Regions from separate parts of the Homo sapiens genome. Here all the other regions are linked to region 1. The links are chromatin loops, found by intact Hi-C in ENCODE. Cell type or tissue: dorsolateral prefrontal cortex. All regions are shown on one strand. Links, peaks and the distances in the headings refer to the core of each region. The heading gives the core; the rest is flanking DNA. Region 1 overlaps ARHGAP23 (Rho GTPase activating protein 23). Region 2 overlaps SRCIN1 (SRC kinase signaling inhibitor 1). Region 3 overlaps CISD3 (CDGSH iron sulfur domain 3).

Evidence for each region. Peaks named below come from ENCODE experiments on the same cell type or tissue, not always from the same donor. Only the 100,000 strongest peaks of a DNase experiment are listed, where the experiment ranks them.
Region 2: it touches region 1 in a loop (3-fold over the local background); 26 of 110 quality-filtered maps call a loop at or near these places.
Region 3: a loop joins it to region 1, with 3 times the contacts of the local background. A loop is called at or near these places in 4 of 110 quality-filtered maps.

What each region holds. Positions count from the first base shown.
Region 1 is chr17:38,488,151-38,498,458 of GRCh38, forward strand. ARHGAP23 (Rho GTPase activating protein 23) reads left to right here. Exons shown (of 24, transcript NM_001199417.2): 18 at 1,952-2,025; 19 at 2,312-2,401; 20 at 3,257-3,382; 21 at 9,635-9,676; 22 at 10,264-10,308. Among named protein-coding and RNA genes, the nearest start is that of ARHGAP23, 65 kb to the left of the region's middle. RefSeq lists enhancers at 5,097-5,598, 5,599-6,098. In dorsolateral prefrontal cortex, for the core only: CTCF peaks have their summits at 4,017 (motif pointing right) and 4,228; a DNase peak (open chromatin) is centred at 4,051; H3K27ac peaks cover 3,005 bases.
Region 2 is chr17:38,580,457-38,590,764 of GRCh38, forward strand. All of the region lies in intron 1 of SRCIN1 (SRC kinase signaling inhibitor 1), which reads right to left. Among named protein-coding and RNA genes, the nearest start is that of SRCIN1, 20 kb to the right of the region's middle. In dorsolateral prefrontal cortex, for the core only: CTCF peaks have their summits at 4,084 (motif pointing left) and 4,286; DNase peaks (open chromatin) are centred at 4,045 and 7,948; H3K4me3 peaks cover 1,319 bases; H3K27ac peaks cover 4,176 bases.
Region 3 is chr17:38,731,447-38,739,664 of GRCh38, forward strand. It overlaps CISD3 (CDGSH iron sulfur domain 3), which reads left to right. Exons shown (of 4, transcript NM_001136498.2): 4 at 1,830-4,159. The coding sequence ends at 2,009. It overlaps PCGF2 (polycomb group ring finger 2), which reads right to left. Exons shown (of 11, transcript NM_007144.3): 4 at 8,140-8,218; 5 at 7,752-7,807; 6 at 7,622-7,672; 7 at 7,307-7,415; 8 at 7,095-7,149; 9 at 6,907-7,002; 10 at 4,644-4,724; 11 at 2,452-4,154. The coding sequence ends at 3,777. It also overlaps the pseudogene RNA5SP440. Among named protein-coding and RNA genes, the nearest start is that of CISD3, 5.2 kb to the left of the region's middle. RefSeq lists enhancers at 1-228, 3,477-4,004. In dorsolateral prefrontal cortex, for the core only: CTCF peaks have their summits at 3,808 (motif pointing left) and 4,008; a DNase peak (open chromatin) is centred at 3,835; H3K4me3 peaks cover 172 bases; H3K27ac peaks cover 1,430 bases.

The DNA.
Region 1 (10,308 bases), core at 990-8,989:
TCGCGCCTCGGCCTTTCAAAGTGCTGGGATTTTAGGCTTGAGCCACCTCACCCAGACAGCATTAAATATTATTAACATTTTAAACTTTTGCTAATCAGATAAGGGAAATGGTATCTCATTATTGTTTTTATTTTCATTGCCCTCATTACTAGGGAGATTAAATCTTTTTTCATTAGCATATTGGCTGTTTCTATTTTCTCTGTAATTGCTCGATCAGACCATGTGCCCATTTTTCTGTTGCGTTGTTTATCTTTTTCTTATGTTGATTTGCGGGAGAAAAGCTCTTTGTGTTTTACAGCTATTAACCCTTTGTTAGTTTTTGCAAATATTTGCTTTGGCCTGCCATTTGCCTTTCACTTTGCAGTATAGAAACTGAAAACAAATTTTTTGTTGTTGTTGTTTTGTTTTGTTTTTTGAGACAGAGTTTCACTCTTGTCGCCCAAGCTGGAGTGCAATGGTGTGATCTTGGCTCACTGCAACCTCTGCCTCCTGGGTTCAAGCGATTCTCCTGCCTCAGTCTCCCGAACAGCTGGGATTACAGGTGCCCACCATCATGCCCAGCTAATTTTTGTATTTTTGGTAGAGACGGGGTTTCACCACGTTGGCCAGGCTGGTCTTGAACTCCTGACCTCAGGTGATTCACCCTCCTTGGCCTCCCAAAGTGCTGGGATTACAGGCGTGAGCCACCGCGCCCTGCCTAACAATTTTTAATTTTATTTTTATTTAATTTTATTTATTTTCTTGAGACTGAGTCTCACCCTGTCATCCAGGCTGGAGTGCAGTGTTACGATCTCGGCTCACTGCAACCTCCGCCTCCCGGGTTCAAGCCATTCTCCTGTCTCAGCCTCCCAAGTAGCTGGGATTACAGGCGCCTACCACCATGCCCAGTTAATTTTTATATTTTTAGTAAAGATGAGGTTTTGCCACATTGGCCAGGCTGGTCTTGAACTCCTGATCTCAAGTGATCAGCTGATGCGCCTCAGCCTTCCAAAGTGCTGGGATTACAGATGTGAGCCACTGTGCCTGGCCGAAAACAATTGTTTAAAATGTGACCAAAGCTGTTCATCTTTTCTTCATGGATTCTGCATCTCATGTTTAGGATGGCCTTAGGATTATAAAAATATTTTCTTACTTTTTCCCCAGTGCTTTTATAATTTTCACAGTTGGCTCTGCCGTGTGATTGCATTTGTGTATTGTGAGCTAGAAATGATCCCCCCGCCCCCGATGGTAGCCATTTGTCCCGGGGACATCTGTTGAGGCCCCCATCCTTCCCCCCGATTGGAAGTGCTGCCTTTATCATATAATAAATATCCATATGGCCCGCTTCCCCCCTTTCTAGCCTTAACATTGCTCTGCCTTTTCTGCCGTGCCAGCCGGCTTCAGTTGTGCCATCCATTCGGGATGTTTCAGTCCCTGGTAGGGCAGATCCTCCCGCGTTACTCTTTCTTTAAAAACTATTCCTGGCTGTCTTTGTGCGTTAGCTCATCCAGATGAATTTCAGAATAGGCTTATCATGTTCCATTTTTTAAAGGTCCCCATGGACTTGTTCTGAAGGGAGTTGGGGTAATCCTTGGTGGAGGCTGTCTGAAGCCCCTCCTCCTCTCCAGGTGCCCTTCTCTTCTGACCTGCTGAACCTTGGTGTCCATGTCCTGGAGACGGGGGCAGGGACCCCTTTTCTGGGATCAGCATGCAGCTCAGATGGTATTGCCTCCCAAATGAACACAGCTGGGCTACCCCAGGTCAGGTGCACACCCGAGTGTAGCTGTGGTGAGTGCAGCTGTGGTGAGTGCAGCTGTGGTGGGTGTGTTCACATACACAAGAGGCTGTCGCCCACGCTGGAGCCCCCGAACTGGAGGAGTTCAAAACACAGCCCTCCCAGCAGGGCCCTTGGCCGGGAGAACAGGGGAAGGCGCTGCCCCCACCTCTCTAAAGAGTCTCCGCTGTGTTCTAGACAAATACAACGACTTCATCGAGGCCAACCGCATTGAGGACGCGCGGGAGCGAATGAGGACGCTGCGGAAGCTGGTAAGGAGAGAGAGGTGCTGTCAGACACGAGGTGGGGCAGCTGCCTGAGCACCTCTGTCCCAGGAGGCAGGGAGTCCGGTGCTGCCCACGACCCCTGTGGCCTTGGAGAAGCCCCGCTCCACTCAGGGCCTCAGTTTCCCCGTCCATACAAGAGAACGGGGGGTTAGAGGATAGGTTCCAGACTCCCTGAGGCATGGTAGTGGGAGATCTTTGGGGCATGGTGATGACGGGGGACAGGGGCAGGCCCTTACAGCCTGTCCCCATGCCCCTCCTCTCTCCTGCTCAGATCCGGGATCTCCCAGGACACTACTATGAAACGCTCAAATTCCTTGTGGGCCATCTCAAGACCATCGCTGACCACTCTGAGAAAAACAAGGTGGGTAGGAGTCCCGCATGGAGTCTGGGGGAGGCAAGCACGGACTTACTGTGTGAGGGCCCTCAGCACGCACTGAGCTCCAGCAGGTCCAGTAACTCAGGCCCCTCTAGGCACGCCCTCCTCCTATGACTGCTCCGTCCCCACCCCGCTCCTACATGCTGGTCAGTGCTTTCCCCCAGAGAGCCATCTCCTGAGTTTCTGAGGGCTTTCCAGAGGCAGGGAACCCCGGCCCCCCGTATCCGATGCATTGCCATCCTCCGACTTAGCTCAAGTCCCTCGCATTGCATTTTCCTCATCAAACCCCTTATGCCTTCTGGTTCTGCAGTGGGGAAAATGAGGGGAGTGATAGGATTTTTTGTGTTTTGTTTGTTTGTTTGTTTGTTTTGAGACGAAGTCTCACTCTGCCGCTCAGGCTGCAGTGCCTTGGCACGATCTCGGCTTACTGCAACCTTCGCCTCCCGGGTTCAAGCGATGCTCCTGCCTCAGCCTCCCGAGTAGCTGGGATTACAGGCACCTGGAAGTGATCGGATTATTTCCCAGGCCTAAAATAACCCCTGGGACCTCCAACATGTTTCCTACTGCAGGGTCTCCCACTGCTGGCACTGACCACTCAGGGCTGCCTTGTATAGGTGTGCAGGTTGGGCACTGCTCATGGCTGCTGGGCCTGGGGATGAAAGGGGCTGAAATCTGGTCTGTGCTCTACTCATCAAGCATCTCCATGCCCATACAAGGGGGTGTCCACCCTCTAAGCTGGGGACTGGTGAGGATGTAGTTGGGGACAGAGGCCTCAGGTGCCAGAGTGAGGGAGGACTGAGGTCAGGATGTTGACAGTGACCTGCTTTCCCTGCTGCCCAGATGGAACCCCGGAACCTGGCCCTGGTCTTTGGGCCGACACTGGTGAGGACGTCTGAGGACAACATGACAGACATGGTGACCCACATGCCTGACCGCTACAAGATCGTGGAGACACTGATCCAGCACGTAAGCCCCTGTTCCGGGGGGCGCCCGGCAGCCCCTGGGGCCCAGGCCATGTTCCTCTGAGCCCCTCGCTCTTGCTCCGCCTGGCGGAGTGTGCCCCAGGAAGGGCTCGGCAGCTTTAGAGCATGCTGCTAGGGTGGTATATACTCCTCCAAAGCCATGGGCTGCATTTCAAGGCAAGGCAGGAATGGATCCTGGAATCCCTGCTGCCCTGGGATGTTGTGTCCCCAGCAGGAGAGTCAAGAGGCCCCCGAGCTTCCGAGATGCCTGGGAAAGGTAGAAGAGGAGGAAGGGCAGGGAAGGTGCTACTGGTGGAGGGCGGAAGGGGCAGCTTCAGAAGTTGGCCCCTGGAGAGGTGTCCTGGCAGACACGAGCAGACGGGGGCCAAGGTCTGGCCTGATATCAGGAGGCCCCGGCTCTAGTGACTTTCCCTGCTGGCCCCACTGAGGTTTTGGGGAGATAGTGGTGATGTTCCTGGTAACAAGGGGTGGATGGGGCAGGGCACAGGGCCTTGGCCTGAGGCAGGATCCTGCACCAGTGCTTGGCATGTACTGGGCTGGCCACCTCCCTTCTCATGGCTTCCTGGATGCCAACAGCCCTGGTCCTGTAGGTTCTTGTTACTGTGCATGGGCGGAGGAGAACCCAGAGTGGCCAGCAGAGGGCGCAGAAGGCCTTGGTTTTCGAGAGCCCAACCCTAAGGCAGCACTGCCGCCTTCTGGTGTGCACACGGATATCATTATGAATCGTAGATTTTCCATTTCCAATTCTTGTTACAGCCCACAAAGGATGAGAACAGAGCCCCTCCTGCCAGGGGAAATAAGACTGGCAGCTGGTCAGAGGAAGGGAAGCCTCAGTCCCAAGCCCCCTAGACACTTTAGGGAAGGAAAGCTGGGCCCTATCACCCCCATTTTACAGAGGAGGAAACAGGCTCAGAGAGGCAAAGCAACTTGCTCATGGTCACACAGCTAATAAGTGGCAGCCCAAGATTTCAAGCCAGATCTGACTAACCAAAGCCTGTGCTTTCCTCCTGCTATCAACCCAAAGGCCAGACTCCTGGGTCCCTCCTTGAGCTGGCTTGGGACGGAGGGAGGGGGCCAGGGTAAGGAGGCGAGGTGGTGAGCAGCTGAGCCATGTTAACAGCCTTGCTTGCCCATCTCCCTCCTTCACTGCATGCTCAGGGCTCCGAGCCACAGGAGGGAAGATCACAGCCTGCTGCATCCGGACACTGGGAACACCACTCCAGAGCTGTCTGGGAGGCCAGGGCTGCCCTGCAGCGTCGGGGATCCTGATGAGGCCTTGGGAAAGCTTAGCTCTCCAGGGCACCAGGGAGCCCCGGAACCTCCCGTGAGGGTGTGTTTTGGGGGCAGCAGCAGGGAAGAATGGGTGTCTGGCCCTGTGCTCCTGGAGAAGTCCCTGGAAGCCCAAGGTCTGAGGTCAGCTGAGGTGTCAGGAACTGCAGCCTTCAGGGAGGAAGGAGGCCAAAGCCCCAAGGGGGAGTCCCTGCTCTGGGCAGGGTGGAGAAGGTGGAGTTTGTCTCATTTAGCACTGACACTACTGGCACACAGTGGCTACTCAGTGTTTGTGGAGTATAAATGACTGAGTAAATTGCTAATTGAGGTTACGTCAGGCTGGGTTTTCTTTCTCTTTCTCTCTCTCTCTTTTCGCTTTTTTTTTGTTTTTTTGTTTTTTTTTTGATAGAGTCTCAGTCTGTCGCCCACACTGGAGTGCAGTGGGCAGATACGGCCCACTTCCAGGCTCAGGCGATCCTGCCATCTCAGCCTCCTGAGTAGCTGGGACTAGAGATGCCACCACCACACCACCTGGCTAATTTTTGTATTCTTTTGTAGAGATGAGGTCTTACTATGTTGCCAGGGCTAGTCTTGAACTCCTGGACTCAAGCGATCCTCCCATCTCGGCCTCCCAAAGTGCTGGGATTACAGGTGTGAGCCATCACGCCCAGCCAGGCTGGGCTTTTCTACTCAGAGATTCATTCCCGAGAGCTAACTGAGCTAGTGTCCTTCCCTTCTCTGCCTCCTTGGCATCTGAACGTAACCAGCCCTGGATGATTGTCGAGGGAATGAGCCACCCACTCTGCAAGCCCTGAAAGCCTGCCCACCCAAGCGTGCCAGCTCTGTCTAGCCTGGAGGCTCCATAGCCAGGGCAGTGCTGCTGTCACTTGGGGTACCCAGACCAGTCTTCAGGTCGGAAAGAGCGTGGCAACTGAGGGGTAAAGAGGAACAGCGACTTGCCCAGGGCCACGCAGCAAGATAATGGCAGAGCAGAGAGGAGAGCAAACCTGGGTGTCTGATCTTGCAGCGGGCAAGTTGCCAGGAGCCCCTACCTATGTTTACGAAGTCAAATGGAACCCAAACAAAGATCACCCAGGGCATTTGCTCAGGGACTCACTCAGCAAAGGCAGCGATACCTAATGTTTCTCAGCCTCAGCACTAGTGAGCGCTGGGGTCCAGATAAGTCTTTCTTGTGGGAGGCTGTTCTGTGTGTTACAGGACATTTAGCAGCATCGCTGGCTTCTACCTGCTGGATGCTGGGAATATCACTCTAGTTGTCACAATCGAAAATGTCTCCAGACATTGCCAAGTGCCCACTGGGGTGGGGGGATTGACGGCAGTGGCTCTGGGGCCAGCCTGCTCCTATGTGCTGTGTGGCCTTGGACAAGTTCCTTACCTGCTGTGCCTCAGTCTCCACACCTGTAAAGCAGAGATGACAATACTGTTTACCTCACATCGTTGTGAATGTCTGCTAAAGCACTCGCGGCGGTGCCTGGCAGGTCCTAAGTGTCGTGTGAGAACGGACTGTCATCCTCTTCGTCGTGGTCATTATTCCACGCCAGAGACAGATCCCCGTGCTGGGAACACGGAGGTGAATGGGAGCCTGCTCAGAAGGAATATTGCCAGCGGGTGTGGTGGTGCGTGTCTGTGGTCTCAACTACTTGGGGGGCTGAGGTGGGAGGCTGCAGTGAGCCGAGATTGCGAAACTGCACTCCAGCCTGGGTGACAGAGTGAGACCCTGACACACACACACACACACAAAAATCCATTAAAAAAATGATGCTTCTCATTCATTTATTCTTTTAATAATGTTTATCAAAGTAAGAGCTGCGTCTCTTTGTGCTCTGGGCTATGCCCAAGGAAGCCCCACAGAAGGACCCACCCCGGCCCTGGGTGCAGGGCTGGGGTCGTAGTCATGGAGTTCTTGAACTGCCTTAGAGGACCATGATGAGAACTTAGCCAGGCAGAGCAGGGAGAAAGGGCATCCCAGGCGGAAAGAACAGCACGTGCAGAAACAGGGTGGCAGGAACTAGTGTGGATTCCTCTTGAGAGCCGTGGCCACCCGGGCGCTTCCTGTAGACGCTGTGGCTTGCAGAGTACTTCTGGGCACCTTCCAACCTGCATTAACGGCTGGCTTCTTTGGGCCGATCCTCAGGCTTCCCCTGGTCAGCCTGTCTCTGGAAGCCACACTTTTGAATAGCAGTAGCTGACATCTATTATACATTAACAATGTGCTGCACTCGACGTTTTCCATACAGTATTTCATCTCAATCCTCCTCAGGCCTAGAAGGAGGTACTCACATCATGCCCATTTTAGAGATAAGTAAATAGACTTACAGAGGGAAAGTAACTTGGCTAAGGTGAACTTGAACCAAGATGACTGACTCCAGAGCTTCCATTTTTCTTTTTCTTTTTTTTTTTTTTTTTTTTTGAGACAGAGTCTCACTCTGTCGCCCAGGCTGGAGTGCAACGGCGCGGTCTCCACTCACTGCAGCCTCCAGCTCCTGGGCTCAAGTGATCCTCCCACCTCAGCACCCCCAAGTAGCTGGGATTATGGGTGCATGCCACCATGCCGGGCTAATTTTTGTATTTTTAGTAGAGCTGGGGTTTCACCCTGTTGGCCAGGCTGGTCTTGAACTCCTGACCTCAGCTGATGCACCTGCCTCAGCCTCCCAAAGTGCTGGGACTATAGGTGTGAGCCACTGTGCCCGGCCAGAGCTTGCATTTTTCTTATCTTCCTTTGCTGTCTTCTCTTCTATCTCTTTCTTCTTTCCCTTCTGGCCTTCCTGTGCTGTTTGAGTTAATCACATGTCAGATCATGAGCGATAATAACTGAGGCTCATGGCGTATGCTCAGGCAAGTCCCCTTGTTTCCCCTCTTCATTCCCCTAGGTGCCCACTCTTAATAGGCTAATATGTGTCCTTCCAGGACACCTTCCACTTATTGTAAATGCATGGCTACCCTTAAATATATATAATATTCTTTGTGTGTTTTAAGTCTACATAATGAGATTATAAATTGCCTGTTCCTCTTCTTTCATAGGTGTTGAGGGGGGTAAAGGGTAATTGCCTTAATTTTTATTCATTTATTTTTTTTGAGATGGAGTTTCACTCTTGTTGTCCAGGCTGGAGTACAGTGGTGCGACCTCAGCTCACTGCAACCTCTGCCTCCCGGGTTCAAGCAATTCCCCCACCTCACCCTCCTGAGTAGCTGGGATTACAGGTGCGCACAACCATGCCCAGCTAATTTTTATATTTTTAGTAGAGATGGGGTTTCACCATATTGGCCAGGTTGGTCTCAAACTCCTGACCTCAGGTGATCCGCCCGCCTCAGCCTCCCAAAGTGCTGGGATTACAGATGTGAGTCACTGCACCGGGCCTGTCACTATCAATTTCTAATGCTTATCAGTTTCTGTGTCTTCCTTCCACCACATCTAAAAGCCAAAAGTGGTAGGGTGCAGTGGCTCATGCTTGTAATCCCAAAATCTACAATTTTTTTTTTTTTAATTAGCTGTGCAAGGTGGCACATGCCTGTAGTCCCAGCTATTCAGGAGGCTGAGGTGGGAGAATCTCTTGAGCCCAGGAGTTCAAGGGTACAGTGAGCTAGGATCAGGCCACAGCATTCCAACCTGGATAACAGCGAGAGACCCTATCTCAAAAATAAATACATAAATACAATAAAAGCCAAAAGTGCCTTAGTTATTTCTTGGAGCTTGCCGAAGGTCATCTCTTTACTTGCTCAAGTATTCAGTTAAGAGAGTCTTTGTGTAGTAAATTTTCTGATGTCTCAGGATAGCTTTATTTCAAGGCCAGGTGTGGTGGCTCCAGAGAGCAGGAGGTTCACTTAAGGGGTGATTAAAACAATCTGTGGTATGCCTGTAATCCCAGCACTTTGGGAGGTGGAGGTGGGCGGATCACTTGAGGTCAGGAGTTGAGACCAGTCTGGCCAACATGACGAAACCCCATCTCTACTAAAAATACAAAAATTATCCAGGCGTGATGGCGTGCACCTGTAATCCCAGCTACTTGGGAGGCTGAAGCCAGAGAATCACTTGAACACAGGAGGCAGAGGTTGCAGTGAGCCAAGATTGCACCACTGCACTCCAGCCTGGGTGACAGAGTGAGATTCTGTTGGAAAAAAAAAAAAAAGAATAGCTTTATTTTACACTCAGATTTAAATGAGAGTTTAGCAGGGTATAAAATTCTAGGTTCCTTCAACACGTCAAAACTTACTTTCTTGTCTTCTTGTGTTTTGCTGCTGAAAGTTCCAAGTACCTGTGATACGTGTTCATTTATAAGCAATCTGGATTTTTTTTTTCAGAAAACTTAGAATTTTATCTTCAAGATTCTCAAATTTTACAAAATATATTAAACTGTGGGGGTCTTTATTTTCTCTCTTGTTTGGCCTTTATGAGAAAGCTCTCGCCTCCTGCCCCTCAGGAAACCTCCAACGCCTTTCTCCTGTCATTTCCTTTTCTGGGCTGAGTACGTGACACCCCTGTTGTCAGTGTGGCACCCATGGGTGGCAGGTGGCGTGGGGCACACTCGGCTGTCACAGCCATGGACCTGGCCAACACTAACGGCACTGGTGCCTCCCTGCCCCCCGGCTCGCTGTGGGGAGTATACCACAGGGGTGTGCCCAGGACAGTGTTTAGAGAAAAGCAAGTAAAAGCGAAGCTCTCCCTAAGCCTATCTCCTGTCTGAGGTGAATGCTCCCACTCCCTGCCGTGTCTCCTCCCACACTGGGGTCCCACCTTTTCTCTCCCCCAGGGTTTTTCATAGTCTGTGGAGTCAGGTTTTAGGGTCCGTCAAGCTCCCTCTGAGCCCTCTTTTGCAGCCCCGCCAGCCTGGGGTTTGTTGAGAGAGAGGCGCCCCTTGCCGCCTGAGCGGGTCCTCTGGAATGAGCAGGTGGAAGAGACTCTTCTTTCCCATGCTGATTTCATCCCTTCCTTTTGTCTTCTCTGCAGTCAGACTGGTTCTTCAGTGACGAAGAGGACAAGGGAGAGAGAGTAAGTGATGCCGCGGGCTGGGCTGGCATGGGGGCTGGTCTGGGGTGAGCCCCAGTCCTTGGGGGTGGGGCAGGCAGCGGGACTTAAGCCGGGGAAGGTGTCTGTCCTTGAGGCTTCCCTCAAGTCTGGTGGAGGAAACACAGACCCTCTCCTCAGGAGCCCCTAGTCTGATAGAGAAGCACAAAGCTTGCCTTCAGGAATCCCCAGTCGAAATGGGGGAGATATAGGCCTTGCTCAGAGGGAACCCAGTTCAGGAGTAAAGGCAGCTCCTGCCCTCCAGGCTACTGAGAAGGACTTAGGTTGGAGGAGTTCCAGTCTGGTGCGGGAGACACAGCTCCTGCCCCTAGCTGAAGGGGCCGCTCTGGCCTTCGCGGTTCCCAGGTGTTGAGGAAGGCACAAAACTGTCTAATAGGGGACATGTAGGAATCATCCTCAAGAGCGCCCGGCTGATGAGGGAGACGGTCCCTGCCCCAGTGAGCCCGGTCTGATGGAGGAGACATGGGCTCTGTCATCAGGGCACCCCCCTCTGGGGGGTTGGCAGCCCAGCATCTGAGGGCATGCCAGCTGACCCCTCCTCCTGTTCGCAGACCCCTGTGGGCGACAAGGAGCCTCAGGCAGTGCCCAACATTGAG
Region 2 (10,308 bases), core at 1,012-9,011, 92 kb after region 1:
GCATGCTTCCTTCCCTACACCCCATCAGGTGGGTGTTATCATGGTCCCCATTTCAGAAATGGCTACTGAGACTCAGAGAAGTCCACTGACAAGCCTAAAGCAACACTGAATGGAAGAGGCCTGATTTGATCTCAATATTTATTACGTTTGTGCCACCACACTCTCCACGATGACTGTTTCTTGAGTGAACATTGACAGCACCACATGGCATGTGTGGACTTCCTCACTGACCTGCTGCTATCCCCAACCATGGCCCTGGGTCTTGGGTGGTCCCTCTCACCATGGTCACCATCCTCTGTTGTGCTCCCCAAAATAAGGTCCAAATACATGAGAGATGACTTTGGGAAGAACATTATTTTATGTCTTCTCTTCCTTCCTCTTTTTTTCTTTTTCTGGGGGGACAGGGTCTTGCTCTGGCACTCAGCTTGGAGTATAATGGTGTGATCATAGCTCACTGCAGCCTCAAGCTCCTGGGCTCAAGAGTTCCTCCCACTTCAGCCTCCCAAGTAGCTGGAATTACAGGTGCCTGCCACCACACCCAGTGAATTTCTTCCTTTTTTTAGAGATGGGGTCTTGCTATGTTGCCCAGGCTGGTCTCAACCTCCTAGGCTCAAGTGATTCTCCCACTTTGGCCTCCCAAAGTGCTGAGATTAAAAGTGTGAGCCGCGGACCAGGCACGATGACTCATACCTGTAATCCCAGCACTTTGGGAGGCCGAGGCAGGTGGATCACGAGGTCAGGAGTTCGAGACCAGCCTGACCAACATAGTGAAACCCCATCTCTACTAAAAATACAAAAAATTAGCCGGGAGTGATAGTGGGCACCTGTAATCTCAGCTCCTTGGGAGGCTGAGGCAGGAGAAATGCTTGAACCCGGGAGGCAGAGGTTGCAGTGAACGGAGATTACGCCACTGCACTCCAGCCTGGGAGACAGTGTGAAACTCTGTCTCAAAAAAAAAAAAAGAAAAAAGAAAAAAGAAAAAAAAAAGTGTGAGCCACCACACCCAGGTCTTTTTTTTTTTTTTTAAATACCTTTATTTTCATAAGGATTAGAAAAAGCCCCAATTAGAAGGTCAAACCAGTGATTTCATGGATATAGTTCCTTGGGATGGTAGTGAAATAAAGTTTCCTTTTAAGTAAATTTAAAGTTCAAAGTGAGCTAACAAAAACGTATATTGCATTAGTACAGTACAAAAGGTTTCCTGATATGATGGTAATTCGTGAAATAGACCCTGACTGAGTGAGACTGGGAACACTGGGGCCATCTTCCTGAGGGCCCAGTCCCTGTCTTTGAGGTACTTGTGGCAACCCACAGTGGCCAGAAGTGTGGCTAAAGGAGAGTGGCCTGAATAATGCCTCCATGAGAAGGCTGGGGGTTCCCTGGGCGCTGGAGAAATAGCTCCAACCAAAGTCAGAGGGTTGCCTCCCATAACCCCTGACCTTCCTCCTCCTCCACTCACCCTCACCACCAGCCAGAGGTCTGCAGCCCATTGGGTACAAGTGAGAAGGAGGGGACCCTCTGAGGCCAAGAGCCTTTCCTTTGCCCAGGCCTTGTGGATTCTGCCGTGGCCTTGCTGCTGGAATCCAGCTCCACAGTTCAGGCCTAGTCCTGCCTGAGCCAGAAGGACCCCTGCCCCTTATGCCAGAGATCCAGGCTCCTCTGCCCTCCTAGGGCTCAGGACAACATTGGGACAGGTCTCCAATTATCATCTCCCAGCTGCTTCCTTCCTGGAGCCAAAAGAGCTCCTCATCCCCTCTCTTACCCCCTCCTCATGCCAGCACCTCCTTCCCTACCTCCTGGGGGATCTCAGTGTGTCTGGGGTGGAGCAAACAGTGTACCAGCCTGAGATGAGTGGTGACTGTGGAGTGGGAGGGTCCCCAGGTCACCCAGTTCTCCCAGGCAGATTATGGCAGGGAGAGGTCCCAGCTCCCAGCTGCTGGAGCAGGCAGAGGGTAGGGCATGGAGCTCACAACTGCACTATATGACTGCAGTCCCACAAATCTCACAGTTGGCAGTGGGGAGGGGCTGCTGAGCAGCCTGCACAGACAGGGAAGCAGGGACTACCCCTCACTGCCTCCTCCAGGCCGTCGCTCAGCCCTCAGGTGCTCTGGCATTGGGGCTATTGGGGTGAGGCGGGCAGGAGCTAGATACTAAGGGGTGGCAGAGAGAGGGGAGGGGGCAGGAGAGATGATCTGCTCTCTCTGAGGGGCGGTGGCAAGGAGGAGCTTTGATGTGAAAAGCTTTAGAATCTGTTTAAGAACCTTTGAGATCCTTGGCTTTTATATAACAAAAAAGTAAGCTGAGGCTCGGGGAGAAGGGAACGCCTGGGTAGCCTAGCTGTCCTGGCTTCCTACTTTGTACAGATTTAACTTCTTTCTGCAGGGCCCCAGCTGAGCTGGGAGGATGAACCTGGGCTTCTGGTTGAGGGTGGGGGAGCATCCTGTCCTTAGGAGAGGGAAGCCAGTGACCAGCCTCCTGGGGGGGCTCTGAAGATTCAGGCATGATTTTAACTCCTTCAGCAGGCCAGGCACTTGAAATCAGAACACTGGGAGAGAAAAACCCAGGCCAGAGACACCCTGGGTGTCTTAGCAACTTTTCTGAGACCCCAGGCTAGCCATTTATTTATTTTTTGAGACAAGGTCTCACTCTGTTGCCCAGGCTGGAGTGCAGTGGCGCGATTATGGCTCAGTGCAGCCTCAACCTGGGCTCAAGCTAGCCTCCAGCCTCAGTCTCTTGAGTAGCTGGGACCACAGGCACGTGCCACCATGCCCAGCTTATTTTGGTGGTCTGTTTTGTTTTGTAGAGATGGGGTTTTGCCATGTGGCCCAGGCTGGTCTCCACCTCCTGAGCTCAAGCGATCCACCCACCTCAGCCTCCCAAAGTGCTAGGATTACAGGCATGAGCCACCACACACACCCAGCCTCATTAATTTACTTACTCATTCAGTCAACAAATATCTTCCCTCTCTGAGCCTAAGAACCTAATTTGTAAAATGGGGATGTTAACGTCTAAACTCTGCCTTTGGGCACTAAGTGAGAGGCTGGCAAGACAATGGTAGAGAAAGTAGGTTGTTTTCTTTTTTTCATTTTCTGTTTTTTTTTTTTTTTTTTTTTTGAGACAGAGTTTCACTCTATGGCCCAGGCTGGAGTGCAATGGTGCGATCTCGGCTCACTGCAACCTCTGCCACCCGGGCTCAAGCAATTCTCCTGCTTCAGCCTTCTGAGTAGCTGGGATTACAGGAGCCCACAACCATGCCCAGCTAATTTTTGTATTTTTAGTAGAGACGGAGTTTCACCATGTTGGCCAGGCTGGTCTCCAACGCCTGACCTCAGGTGATCCGCCCGCCTCGGCCTCCCAAAGTGCTGGGATTACAGGCGTGAGCCACCGCGCCAGGCCAAAGTAGGTTGCTTTCAATGAAAGACATTCCTGAGCAGCGATGGGCTTGTAGCAGCCTGACCTCCCTGTTACCCCTACGCCTGTTCCAGCCATCAGCAAGTCCTCGGAGTGGCCCTGACCCCCCTCGGACCTGAGCAGCCCAGGGAAAAGACACAGGGATCGATTCCAATCTAGCAAGCGGATCCAGGCACCTGCCAGCCCTGCACAGATCAATGCGTCCTGTTCCAGGCAGGGAGGGCATGAGAGACCCGGGCTGGGGTCTTAAGCATGGCTGGGTTCTGCTGGGAGAGGGATAGGGGCATTGCGATAGAGAGAGACGGAGGCAGGGAACTCTGGGGGAAGGGAAGCAAAGCTAGGATACCCTGGTGGAGGGGCGTTGGGCCTGAAGGTTCCCCCCAACCCAGGGATGGGGTTGGGGAAACCAGAGACATAAGGGAGGGGGCTCAGGGCTTCTCTTTTCTCCAAGGAACCTCAGTGTGCAAGGCTGACTATATTTTTTGAGTCCGAGATTCAAGCCACAGGGAAGATGCCAAGAACTGGCGAAATCCAGAATCCGAATGAGGGGAAGGGCAGGGTGAGGAAGGCGGGTTCTGCCACCCTCAGCTCAGCCTGCCCCGCCTGGGAAACGCGGAAGGTGAAAGTGGCCTGAGGCTGGGGTGGCCGGGAAGTGGCGGGCGCCCCCCAGTGGCCGGCTAGGAGGACGGCACAGGTGCTTGGGAAGAGTGACGTTGTCATTTGTCCGAACAATTCCAAATTCTACGTTTATTTATCAGCCTCATTTATTTTTATCCTCCACCACATTCTTTTACATGAGATCACTGTAACTGATTATGAGAATTAAGATCCCAACATCTTAGTGACACCATCTCATAAGCCACCAAGCCGGTCCCCAACTGGCATCTTTACCCCGGATGTAACCCTCTACTCTGTCCTCTGGCTGCCCCTGGGCAACATTCACACATGATGTCATCTGCAAAGGAGGAGAACGGGGAGAGGAGAGGAGAGGGAGGGAGAAGGAAGGAGAGAGGCAAATGGACAAAGTAGAGGAAGAACGAAGCCACCAGCTCAGGAAAGGGAGAAGAGAACTCTCTGGGGCCCCTGATGTGAGTCCTCCCCAGCCCCAAACTCAAGATCTGGAAATCAGGTCCCTGTAACCCTCTCTGTGGAGATAAGGAGGCTGGACAAAACCCCTCCCTTGGGGACCTGAGAGGCTGTCACATGTGTGCCCCGACCCACTGCCTGGGCAGGGGTAGGAGCTGGGTTATAGCCCTGGCAGGAAGCGAGGGCAGGAGGCACTCAGGGTGAAGACACCAACTCACAAGCCCACAGGACATGGGGCTAGGCAGGGCAGCAGGAGAGGAGCATGGAGACAGCTGGAAGGGTGGAGGACCTGCCTGCCTTAGGCCACACCCACACACACACACAAACACACAGCATGAGGCTCCCCCAGTCCCTCCTCTGCAGCCAATGCTACAGGAGCCCAAGTCAGCCAGGAGGAGCCCCGAGGCACTGCCACCTTCGATTGTGCATGATGACTCCATCCTGCTGGGTGCCTGCTGCAGTCGGGAAGCACACGGTGTGCTTGGAGGTTGGAGGCCAGAGGACAAAGGTCAACCGGGACCAGATATGTATCAAACTAGGCAGAGGCTCTGGGAACCCGAATTAGGAGAGGGGATCCTTTGCTTCCCCTGCTAGTGAAGGAATCGGCCTCCCTGTCCCTGGGTGCCCCTGGCTCTGCCTTCCTTGTGTGCCCATACTCCTCAGTTTCTGCTGGCTGGCTGTGGGTCCTTGGATCAGAAGCCCATCTGTGTCTGTTTTCTAAAACCATCTTTTCCGCCCCATACCACAGCAACCAAAGTCATTTTCCGGGCAATTGCCTTTCTGTAAACATTCCTGTGTAATATCCCCCCAAATTGCTAATACCCAGCGCCCTGTTGAGTCTCCCTGTCACTCCAACTAAAGCCTCGGAGATGAGGGCGTGTGATGGGGGAAGGGCGATGGGGGGAAGGAGGCAGCTGGACTGAGGATTGGAGACAGGGGGCTCCTGCCTAGCTCCTGGCACAGAGCGGGGGCCAGAAACTCTGCACCTCCCCACGGTGATCCCCACTCCCTGCCAGCCCAGCCCCACCCCCTGAATGTCAGGCTCCACTTCAGGAGAGTCTGCCTGGACTAGGAGGGAAGACAGAGAGGAAGTGGGAAGGGAGCCCACTGGACAGAAGGCCTGAGACAGGGCCTGGGAGGAGAAGGAGCTGAGTTGAAGGCATGGAGGAGATGGCTAGAAAATAAAGACTCCTGGTGACTAGGGCAGGGCACTAGGGACATGGGGCAAGGCCAGGCAAGTTGTCTTCAAGGAATGCCAGCTCCCCTCCCCACCAAGGGTGACAAGGAGGACAGAGAAGAGGGTCGAGGCCAGGGAGGATCGAGGCCATCCCCCCAGCGTGGGCCCTGCCCACTCCCTGGGCACTGTAGTGGATGGGGGCGGGGGGAGATGGACAAGGCAAGAGGTGTCAGGTGGTTCTTGGCAGGTGATACACCTGTTGTCCCCTCCTCCACCTCCCAGCCCTGATCTATAAAGCCACCATGGAGAAGGGTCTGGAGCAGGCTGATTCTCCTCATCATACAGCAAGGGAAACTGAGGCTCAGGGAGGTCGAGTGATCTAATCTGAGTCACCACATGGACTCCCTTCCCCAGGGGTGGGGGTAAGAAGGGGGACTAGGACTGTGGCCTATGACCCTGTGGTCTCTTCCATCCCCCTGCCCAGGGAATACTGCCACCCCCTTCCCAAGCTCCACAGAAGCTGGGCATCCAATGGGATGGGGGATGATGGAGCCCTGGAGGGAGCTGGGAGCAGAGGTGATGCAAAGGGCAGCTAGGGAGGGTGCAGGGCACTGCCAGTCACAGCTTTGTGTAGGCAGAAAAACACAAACCAATTTGTGCAGATTTAAAACCCACTGAAGGCCACTTAGTTGGTAAACGAGTCAGAATCTAATTAAAGGACCTCTTCGAGGCTGGGGGAAGGCACTGACACCTGCCTAGGAGGAGCGGTGAGGCTGGGGGCCTGGGCCCTGGCTGCTACTGGTGGAGCTGCTGGGGCTTTCCATGGGGAGAGCAGATTTGAGGGGGTCAAGCTCCCTGCGGGTGGGCACCCGGGGAGGGGGGCGGGCATCAGATGCTTCCCCAGCCCAGCTCTTCCTCCTCGCCCATCCCAGGCTGACTGTGTCCACTTGCACAGACCTGGGCACTCCCAGGGCAGGACCCTCACCTCCTCCCTCAGACTGGGGCCTCCCTTATGGCAGAAGGGCCATTCCACCCAGAAGGGCAGAATTGGGTGGGGTGAGGAGGCCCACCCACCACATCAGGAGTGGGGTGGGGTCCTGGGGACTCTCAAAGATCCCAGGCTTGGCCTCGGTGCCACCTCCACCAACTGCACTGGCTCTGCATGGCTATTGAGTCCTTGCTTCCTTCTGCTTGCAGCTGTCTCTCCCCCAGGGCCCCAGGCCACACAGCACAGCAGCTCTCAGACTCTGGTGGTGAGGTGGGGCCTCCCCTCAGCTCTCAGCTCTCGGGAAGAGGTGGCCCCCTCCTTACCCGTCCTGTGTCGGGAAACCACAGTGCTCTCTCTCCAGCCAGATGCCTTTCCTAGGCAGGAAACCAACACCCAGAGTACAAGCCTGACCCAATCTGCAGGAGCTGAAGGCAGAGCCCAAAGTGGAACCCAGGGGTCCTGGCCCTCAGGGACAAGGATTTTTCCATTCCACGATGCCACTTCCCAGAAAGCAGCTGCCTGGGGAGCCCCTCTCTAGGCCACGGGCCCCAGGAGGACACAGACTAACAACCTCCTTAGGAAGGATCAGCAGCAAGGCAGAAACACCGCAGCAGCCCGGCCGACAGGGAGAAAAGCTGGGGTCCATGGCCCAGTGATGCCCCCAGCCCAGGGGGATGCTCACCACACAGAAATCAGGGTCCCCGCAGGGCATCCGAACTGCACATTCAGACAAGACTCCCCATCCTTGCAAAATGTGCAAATCAGCCCCGTGCCCAGAATTCCAGATATACAACCCTCTTTCTTCCCCCTGCCCCTCCTCTTTCACACACAGCAGGCAAATCTGTGACATTACCAAAAACCACTGCATCCACTGACTAGTTATGTGACCTTGAGTAGGTCAGGGGATGCTCAGAGCTTCAGTCCTCTCATTTGCTTTAACAAAAAAAAAAAAAAGGAAGAAGAAGAAGAAGCAGAAGCTAATAACAGGCAACAGGCAACAGGCAACAGGCATGCAGACTGCAGAGCCTGGGTGAGCAGAGTCAGTTTCTTCTGATCTACCCCGGAGCCCGATTTCCTTCCACCCACTGTCAGAGTTGTATCAGACCCAGGACTGTGGGGTTGTGATTTTTGGCTTCTAATGAAGATCTGGCTAATTGGCTTCCCTGGGAAGGAAGGGGGCAGAGATATGGAGGGCAGCATGTCACCCCCAGTCTGAAGCTGGAGCTGGAAATGCTGAGAACAGCCCTGGCATGTGCCCACGCGGCACTATGTTAACCAGCTAACTCCTGTGTGGCAGCTCCACTGCTCACGCGCCCAGGGAAGGTGTCCTGTCAGCTCCACATCTCCTTGGAGAGGCAGCCGAGGGGAACACAGGCCGAGCGGGAGGGGAGGAGGGAACACTGGAGGGTGGGAAGGGAGGAAGGCCGGTGCCTGTCCTCAGCTCTGCCATCACTCTGAGGAGGCTGCCAGGGCGTCTTCTCCCCAGGGGGCACTCCAGCCTGAGTGCTGCGCCCCTCTGTGTGTGAAAGGGATCTTTCCTCCCTCCCTGCAGCTGCCTCAGGCTGAAAGCGTGCCCAGGGGGAAGCATATTGTTTCCAGGGGAAGAGACTCCAATCTGTTGGAAGTGAGTGGTGGAAGCCCCACCCACCATCCTGCCTCCCCACAGGGAAGCATTTTCAACACCAAGTACTCATCAACGGGCTCATCAATATTGGGCAGGAGACCCAGCCTTGCCAAGATGCCCTTGATATCCTCCTCAGAGACACCACCTTTCATGGGGACAGGCTCTCCCTAGGAGGCCTTGTCCCAGCCCTATGACCTAGTAGCACTCAGACAGCTCCCTCGGCCGCTAGAACCAGCAGGATTCCTCCGGGTTCCCAGCACACACTCAGTCGCCCAGGCACACACATCTGCTCACTCATGCTTCTACGTCAAACCTGTGCACCTCGGCATGCGCCTGGCTGCCCAGTACTTGCTCACTGACATGGGCCCAGTCACAGCCTGCCTCACCAGCACTCTCCACCTGACCTCAGGTGATCCACCTGCCTCGGCCTCCCAAAGTGCTGGGCTTACAGGCGTGAGCCACCGTGCCCAGCCATGATAACCACTCTTGAACACCCACACGTATTCATGACAGTCTACATGCAGGGGTCTACATACCTGGGCCCACCAGGGTGCCCCACTCTGCCACCTTAGATGCCACGCAGACAGGGAGAATGTCATGCCAGTCCACGCAGCTCATGCAGGGCATCTGGGGCTCGCTAAAGCGCCAGGTGGATGCATCTCCAGCTTGGGGTGAAAGACAGTGGGGACTTGCCCATCCTGAGTCCCTCATGGAGGCGACATCTTCAGCTCCTTTTCCACTTTGCCAGGTTCGGGGCTCCCTTGCTGAGGTGTTTACACAATGTCTTAAAATACAGGAGTCAGCCCAGTAACCTCAAGGCCACCTACTCTGACCAATGCTTAGCCAATGGGGCGATGTTCATGAGTGAGACCCTCCTCTGGGACCTGGTTGCCTCCAGCCCTCATTCCACCTCTGTAGGTGCTCAGCGCCTCCACCAGGGCGAGGGGGCCGGAGAGCCTCTGCCCAGCTTCCAGCTCTGCTGATGGGGAAGGACAGGGCTGCTGGGACCCAAGGCTTAGCTCTCACCTCATGGGTTAATTTCTCTGCCACCCTGCAAGCTAGCTAAGAACAAACAGCCGAATCTGCAGCCCATGATTCTCTCTCCCTAGGGACACCCTGTTAGTATCCCGAGAGACTCTGGAGGATGGGGCGAGGGCAGCCCGGAGTTCACAGTTTGGAAAAGGCAGGAGACTTGGCAAGTCGGCTTGGCCTCTGGGTCAGGCAGTCTTTGGAAGCCAGGGCCTGGTCAGATAGCAGGGGCATCTTGTGGAAGTTCTCTTTGTTGTCTAACCTGAGCTCTCCCATCAGAGCAGCATCTGGGAATGTGGAGCACAGGCTTCAAGGCAAGGAAAAATAAACTGTCTCCCCTTCTGCGAAAGACACAAAGACTCCCACCCTCCCTTCTCCAATCCACACATCCATCTTGAGTGACGAGGGTTAAACCCAGCATCGGGCTTTCTGGAAGCTGTGGGAAATATGGACCAGCCATGAAATGATAACCACTCTTTTTCTTGAGACAGTCCTGCTCTGTCGCCCAGGCTGGAGTGCAGTGGCACAATCTCAGTTCACTGCAAACCCCTCCTCCCGGGTTCAAGCAATTCTCCTGCCTCAGCCTCCCGAGTAGCTGGGACTACAGGCCCGTGCCACCACACCTGGCTAATTTTTGTATTCTTAATAGAGACAAGGTTTTGCTGTGTTGGCCAGGCTGGTCTCAAACTCCTGACCTCAGGTGATCTGCCCGCCTTGGCCTCCCTAAGTGCTGGGATTACAGGCATGAGCCACTGCACCCAGCCATGATAACCACCCTTGAACACCCACACATATTCATGATGATCTCAAAGGGCTCGTGCAGCCATCATTCTCTTCATTCTCACAGTCACCTTGTGAGGTTGCAAACCCCCTATTTTACAGGTGAAGAAACTGAGGCTCAGGAAGGAGTGACTTGTCCAAGGTCAGAGTTGATAAGTGGAAGAGGCTGATCTCAACTGCCGGGGTGCTTAGCCCATTAGCCCATGTCCTTCT
Region 3 (8,218 bases), core at 219-8,218, 240 kb after region 1:
CCCTGTCTGCCTTCCTACTGATACCTCTGGCTAGGAACAGCCTGGTGTCTCCAGTGAGTTCCCACCCAGGATGATCTTATTCTTCCCACACATACCTGAGGGACACCAAGGGGGCTTGGGAACAAAAGGCCAGTGCCACCAGCAACCTTAAGCTCACTGCATCTACCCCTTGCAATGAAGCCAGAGAGACAGAAACTCAGTCACGCAGCCAGCCTGGTGTGGCCAGGCTTCCAGTGGGCTCTTCTGGAGCTGTTTGTTTCTCAGAGGTGCACTGCATGGCGAAGCTCACCTGGCCCTTCCCTGTCTCCTTCCAGGAAGCGCCTGGGCCACAGATTCCCAGGCCTTGAACCCCAAAAGCCTACAGCACCTGGTATTTCCTGGCGGTCTTCCATCCAAGTACTAACCAGGCCTGACCCTGCTTAGCTTCCGAGATCAGATGAGATTGGGCGCATTCAGGGTGGTATGGCCATAGACACATTGGGAAGAGATTCTGCTCAGGCTCTCCTGCCTCCAAAGCCTCCCAGCCTTCCCCTGTGCCCCTCTCTACTCTTCTTCCAGAAAACTCTTCCTTCTCAGTTTATGGGACTTCCTGGCCGCTTGCCACAGTTTGCTGTCTTCTCAGCTTCACTGCCTGCCCCACTTGCTTCCCCTTCTGCCCAGGAGCCTTTCGTCCCAGCAGGAACCTGCCCATATTGTTTGCCTCCCTGGCCCCTTTCCTTCCTGAGCAGAGCTCTGACTGGTATTCCTTCAAGCTATGTGGCATGGTGTCAGCAGCCCAGGGTCCTTGAGTCCCACTTAGGTCCATGCACCTCAAGCCCTCTAAGACAAGTTGCTGGTTTCTATTTGCACGCTTCTCTCATCTCCTTTCCATCCCACCCTAACTCCAATGTCAAGAGGCCTTGGTTCAGCCAGGCGAGGTGGCTCACCTGTAATCCCAGCACTTTGCGAGGCCAAGGCAGGAGGCTCTTTTGAGTCCAGGAGTTCAAGAACAGTCTGGGCAACAAAGTTGAGACCCCGCTTCTACAAATGCCTCTACCCCCACCAAAGACTAGCATGGAGGCAGGCCTGTGTTCCCAGCCATACTGGAGGCTGAGGAAGGAGGACCGCTTGACCCCAGGAGGTTGAGGCTACAGTGAGCCGTGTTTGCATCACTGCACTCCAGCCTGGGCAACAGAGTGAGACCCTGTCAAAAAAAAAGGCCTTGGCACCAGCTCTGCCTTCAGCTAGCAAGGCATGTCACCTTTCTGGGCCTGTTTCCATTACCCAGTCTCTGCTTGAGCGGCTTCTGGGATGGGGAGTACACTTCTGTGCCAGCCAGCCAGTTTGCTATGGGGCATCCCCTCCTCCTTGTAACCTTCACTCCCTGTCACGTGCCCAGTTATTCCCTGGAGCCAAACAAAATTGCTACCACAGTGTACTCTCCAGCCCAAAGAAGTTTTAACCCAGGAACATGGGAAGTAAATGAATTTCATGATCCAGTGGAGACTCAGAGACACACACACACACACACACACACACACACTCACACTCTATTAGTGTCCTGGCCCTCTGGGTGTCCCAGAGACTAATGCTATAAAGACTCTGTAAATACTTACCAGACACTTACTATAGGCAAAGTGCATCACGATCATATTTTATTTCCTCATACAACTCTACTCTTATCACCCCCACATTACAGATAAGAGAGGTCACTCAGTGAGCCTTGGCAGTCTTGCTCTGGAGCCTGTACCCTAACCACTGTGCTCCACTCCCCCTGAGCTCCTGCAGCCTGCCCTGCCCTGCCCCAGCAGGTGGGGTCAGGTCTTTGACTCCTGTCTTTCCCCCACCAGCCCTTCTGTGACGGCTCCCACTTCTTCCAACGCACTGGCCTATCTCCACTCAAGTTCAAGGCCCAAGAGACCCGCATGGTGGCACTCTGTACCTGCAAGGCCACTCAGAGGCCCCCGTACTGCGATGGCACCCACAGGAGTGAGCGCGTGCAGAAGGCAGAAGTGGGCTCCCCACTCTGAGGGGGCTGCTGCTGTCCAGCCACAGGTGGCCTTGGCTCCAGGCCTCTGACAGGCACCCCCTTCTGTGGGAAAGGAAACAGGTGCTGAGCCCAAGAGACTCTGGTACCCACTGCTGGCTCATGAAGGAAGAATTATTCCTTATAACCTAAAAGTCTCCAGTCTGGGGCAGGCGGGAGTGGGCCCTGGTTCAATGTTTGCTGATGGGGAAGATGGCAAAAACAAGCCTGCCCAACCAGACTGGTAGTCCTGCAGTCACTGCTATGAGGCCCACGTGCTGCCTCCTGCTCCAGATTTTAACCTCTCTGTGGGCTGGGGGCACCTGACCAGCCACAGGAGAGGGCAGTTCAGATTCATTCTGTATGGGGTCCCCAAGCCAGGCTAAACCCAGAGATGAGAGGCACCCTTCCCTTCTTCCCTCCACCCCAAAGAACTACAGGCTCCAGAAAGTATGCAGCATTTATTACAAAGCCAAGAGATACAGATGTCCCAGGGCAAAGGAGGGTACAGTCACAGGACCTCAGACACAGGACAAGGTGCAAACACAGACAAGCCCATCAGGGGGCTCCCAACCCCACACACCTACGCTATGATGGAATCTCGAGTCTCGACTCCCGACTCCTCTCAGATCTATGCACACTTGAGGAAATCTCGGTGGGCAGCGACCTGCCAGGGTCTGTCCCTAAGGAGGTGGTCCGCTGACCTCTCAAGGGGTGGGGGTGGGGTCAGAGCTTACAGGTTTCTGTCTTCTTGTGCTTTTAGATGCAGTTGCTCTGTCCTGACCAGGTGACCGGGCCTCAGCTGGGGGTGGAGGGGCAATTGGAAGGCTGTTTGCCTCTGGCAAAGTCTGGGATCTGTGCTTGTGTGAGGTTAACCCACCCCCACTTCCACTCTAGGCCCCAGGTGAGACTCCACCACCAGTCCTGCTAGTGAGGGTTCCCCGGTGAGGGTAAGGTTGGTGGGGGTGCAGCGCTTCACAATGCTAAAGCCTTAGCCCTCCTCCAAGAGCTGAGACCTCTCAGGGCCTGAATCTTCTTTTCCACAAGATAAATGATGCAAAGGCCACACACACAGGAAAAAAAAAAAAAGAGGCAGAACTATCTATTCTTTGCACAAAGTTTCCACTGCAAGAGGAGGAGGTGATGCAGGTGCCACCTCCACCCTGCACTTGCTCCTCAGAACCAGGGATAAACTGCATTTGTAAAAGGCACTGTTCTTAGCAATTTCTGGACATTCAACAACGTGGGGGGCGGCCACTGGTCAGAGGCAGGACAGCAGCCAAGATGGGGAGAGAAACGGGGAGAGAAAGAAACGATTCTAACTGACTCCTATATGCAGCCAGTTGGAATCATGCCTAAAGCTTTGGGTCTGAAGGGGCCCCCAACACACCACCTGCCTTGGGAAACAGCGAGGATGGTGCAGAGCTTTATTGAGACTCCAGTGGCCCATCCAGTTCATCTCCAGGCACCCCCAAAAACAGCAAATTACACAAGACCCCCCCCAAAAAAAATGAACACCATTTTCCACACATACACACACACATAAAGTTTGTTTCCTGTGGCATTTAAATTAATCTGGTTGGTCCATAGAAAATAAGTATGTATATTTGGTTTTTCCTATGTACATATATATATATATTTATTTATAAAACCCGCCCCCCACCCCCAAGGTGGGAAGAGCTGGGGAAAGTAGAAGAGGTGGAAAAAAGGGCCCAGAAAAAGTGGAAGGAGTGGAGAGGCTTGGCTGGAAGAAGGGAGAGGGTCCCTGGCCTCAAGTTAAGGGGGGCACGGGAGCGCCGTTGACAGTCATCTTGCGCCCCCTGCTGGTGGAGGATGGTGTCTGCAGGCAGTTCAAGCTACCCCCGTTGGCAGCTGTGGTGGCCCCACTGGCTGTCGAAGGGGGAGTGGGGGAGGTAGGGTGGGTGGCTGGAGGCCCATGGGAACTGGGAGAGCCATGGGATGGGGTGGCTGGGCTGGGCAGGGAGGAGGAGGTGGCTGGCAGGGTGGCAGGGCTGGGAGCCTTGTCGCTGACTGACTCACACTCGGACGCCCCGCTGGTGTTGGTGCCCTCGGAGGGGGTGGGCACCGTGGCTAGGGTGAGCCGCTTGCAGGCTGGCTGGACACGGTACTTGAGGGGGAGAGGCCCGTTCTGCGGGGAGAGTGGGGAGGAGAGACACAGGGAAGGGGAAGGTATCAGGAGACAGAGTCCAACTAAAGGGCCACCATCTCCACCCCACAGTGTCCAAACTCGAAAAAAGGGATGGGATGGGGCCTTGGAGAGGAGAGAGACAAGGATACAGGGTGCATGAAGACCCAGAGAGGGAAAAGGTCTAAGAGCAGAGACTCCGTCAGAGAGGAGACGGGAGAGAGGGAGGCAAACACACGGCAGCTGCCAGCACCTATTTCTGCCCCCAAATCTGGGGACACCGTCTGCCCAGGGAGCCTTGTCTCCTGAGCGGAAAGTCATCCGCAAGAGATGGCCCAGAGGCTGACCTGCTGTAGCAAGCCACCCTGGACATGCAGCTCATGGGATAAGGGACAGACTGTCTCTGATTACAGAAGGGTGGCCCATGTGGCCACAGACCTATGCCAGACCCTGTGGGAGTCTGCTCCCTGCCCGCCCCACTCGCTGGCTCACCCGCCGCCAGGGGTAGATGTAGGCGATGTCCATGAGGGTGTAGTATTCCTTCAGTGGCTCGTCCTCGTACAGAACCTCCACCTGGGGGAGGGAAGCGGAGGACACCATGACCCTGGCCAGCTCGGGGCTCCAGGCTGGGAATGTGGGGGACTGGGAGGCGGGGCAATGGGAAGGGTGGATTTACAGATGGTCCCTTATTTCTCTGGGATTTCACTGTGGATTTGACTTCCCTGTCAGAGTTGTTCCAACATAACTCCTGACCACCAGGCAGGAAGGGTTCCAGAGAAGTTTCCCCTATTGTTAGCAGCCTCTGGTCCCACCATGCACACAGCTGTCTGGGTCTCCTATCTCTGGCAGGTCGCCCAGAGGAGCTGAAAAGGCTCAGGGGGATCTCCTGGAACTCTGGCTCTCACCCCCAGCTGCAAAATGGAATCACCCAGGGAGCTTTAAAAAACACCAATGTGGCCGGGTGCGGTGGCTCATGCCTGTAATCCCAGCACTTTGGGAGGCCAAGGCGGGCGGATCACAAGGTCAGGAGATCGAGACCATCCTGGCTAACGTGGTGAAACCCCGTCTCTACTAAAAATACAAAAAATTAGCTGGGCGTGGTGGCGGGTGTCTGTAGTCCCAGCTACTCGGGAGGCTGAGGCAGGAGAATGGCGTGAACCCGGGAGGCGGAGCTTGCAGTGAGCGGAGATAGTGCCCCTGAACTCCAGCCTGGGCGACAGAGCGAGACTCCGTCTCAAAAAAAACAAAACAAAACAAAAAACAAACACCAATGCCTAGGCCAAGTGCGGTGGCTCAAGCCTATAATCCCAGAGCTTTGGGAGGCCGAGAATTCAAGACCAGCCAAACCAACATGGAGAAACCCCGTCTCTACTAAAAAAACAGAATTAGCCGGGTGTGGTGCCACATGCCTGTATCCCAGCTACTCGGGAGGCTAAGGTGGGAGAATCGCTTGAGCCCGGGGGGTCAGCAGAGGTTGCGGTGAGCCAAGATCCTGCCATTGCACTCCAGCCTGGGCAACAAGAGCAAGACTCTGTCTCAAAAAACAAACAAACAAACAAAAAACCAAAAACCCACCAATGCCTGGCTAGGTGCGGTGGCTCACACCTGTAATCCCAGAGCTTTGGGAGGCTGAAGCGGGTGGGTCACTTGAGGCCAGGAGTTGGAGACCAGCCTGGCCAACATGGTGAAACCCTGTCTATACTGAAAGTACAAAAATTAGCCACGTGTGGTGGCATGTACCTGTAGTCCCAGCTACTTGGGAGGCTGAGGCACAAGAATCACTTTAAACCAGGAGGTGGAGATTGCAGTGAGCCAAGATGATGCCACTGCACTCCAGCCTGCGTGACAAAGGGGAAACAAAAAAAGCAAAAACAAAAAATCAATGCCTGCATCTTACCCCCAGAAATTCTGACTTAACTGGTAAGATGTGAGTTAACTCATGAGATTTAACAGGCAACAGTTTAGGATCCACTGTCCTAGAGTGTGATCCATGGACCTTCAGTACCTAGGAGCTTGTTAGAAATATGGAATCTGGCCGGGTGCCGTGGCTCATGCCTGTAATCCCAGCACTTTGGGAGGCCAAGGTGGGGTGGATCACGAGGTCAGGAGTTTAAGACCAGCCTGGCCAACATGGTGAAACCCTGTCTCTACTAAAACTACAAAAATTAGCCAGGTGTGGTGGCAGGCGCCTGTAATCCCAGCTACTCGGGAGGCTGAGGCAGGAGAATCGCTTGAATCCGGTAGGCGGAGGTTGCAGTGAGCCGAGATCGCTCCACTGCACTCTAGCCTGGTGACAGAGCAAGACTCCATCTCAAAAAAAAAAAAAAAAAAGGAAATATGGAATCTACTAAATAAATCAGAATCTGCATTTTAACAAGATCTCCAGGGGACACATATACATTCAAGCTTGAAAAGCTATGTCCTGGAGCTCCGTTGGAATTTCAGACTAGCCTTCCCACAGCCAACCAGCCTGAGGAGGCCCTGCGTTTTTTGCACTCACCTCTGCCACAGTTCCGAGTGTGCAACATGCACACATACACACCGTCTTGGTCCCATGCACCACTGCACACTGACTTCAACACCCCTAGACTGCCCCCAATCTTGGTTTCAACCACCCTTCTGTTAACGCATGGGCTCAGTTAACCGCGCAAGCCCTGGGTGACACCTAGCCAGCTCTGACCAATGGCTGGGCTGCACAGACTGTCTGACACACCCATACACAGACACTCATTTTTTGAAAGGCCCAGGGACCCACCTTGTACTTGCTGGGCACATCCATCTTGTTGCGGAGAAACTTGGCAAGATGCATGACGGTCATGGCTGCTGGGCATCGCAGGAAGCGCACCCCTGTCTGCTGGGGCACAGGCACCCATGGTAGGGGATCCACCCCAGGCCACTCCCTCCCAGCCCACATTCCAGTCCTGGGCAGGCCCCAGCACTCACTTTCTCTTTGTCCCCATCCCCATTCTCCAGGGGGCCCTTCTTCTCGTCCCGGTCCCTGGGGACGGAGAAAGAATGAAGCTAGGAAGACCCAGGAAGAACCAGGAGACCCAGGAGGATGATCCCTCAATGGACACATCCAGAGAGGGTCCTGGGTGGGAGAAGGGGTTACCCAGACTAGGAACCCAGAAGGGGCCAGCCTGGGCCAGACTTGCCTGGCACCTTCGTAGAATTCGATGGAGAGGCTGACAATCTCATCATCACTCAGAGCCCCCTTCTCCTGCTCCAAGACCTCGCCGCGGTCCTCATTGGAGCCGTTGGGGACTGCAGAAGGAAAGAGCTCTCGGGTTGGCGGAGGATGTAGGAAGGGAGCCCGCCAAGGACCCAGAGATCATGAACTCAGCCAGGTGAGCCCAGCCACCTTCTGGAGAGGTGTGCGCGGAGGAGGTCAGAGGGTGAGGGGTAGCGCTACACACCTACATGGTCCCAGGCAAGACTGTGCACACACAAACAGACGCGAGCACACTCACCCTCCGTCAGGGGGTACGCTGCATAGAAATCCCGCCGCCGTTTCATCTCATCTGGAAGAAGGCAGCAGGATGAGGACAGGGCCATGGGTTGGGAAATGGGGTCAGTGGAGGAGGAATGGAGTGCAGATACCTTTAAAAAGCCCAGGGACCAATTTGTAGACAATGTCTTGAAGTGTTTTGTCAGACCTGGGGAAAAATGGACAGGGCTTATCAGCAATGCCTTCTCCAGAGCGCTCCGACCTCGCCCTGCTCTCCCAGCCAGGGTACCCCTCTTCCCACCCCCTTCCTGAGACCGGTGCCCAGGCATTAGGATCCCTGTGGGTCTGGTCTTTGCCCCTCTAGTATGCCTCACCCTGTGATGAGCCAAATGTAACCCCAAGGTCGGGGAGTAGCCCAGGTCCACACCCCATGCTTCTCCTACACCTGCCGCCTTGGCTGAAGGAAGCACGGAGCGTGGGAGGGATGGGGGAGGCTGACCCAGAGGATCGCGGGGACAGGAGGTGCCGTGCCAAGCCCACCTGATGCTCAGCAGCGGCCGGGTTTTATGGACCTGCACGTCACACATGGGGCAGTATTTGTTGGTCTCCAGGTAGCGCA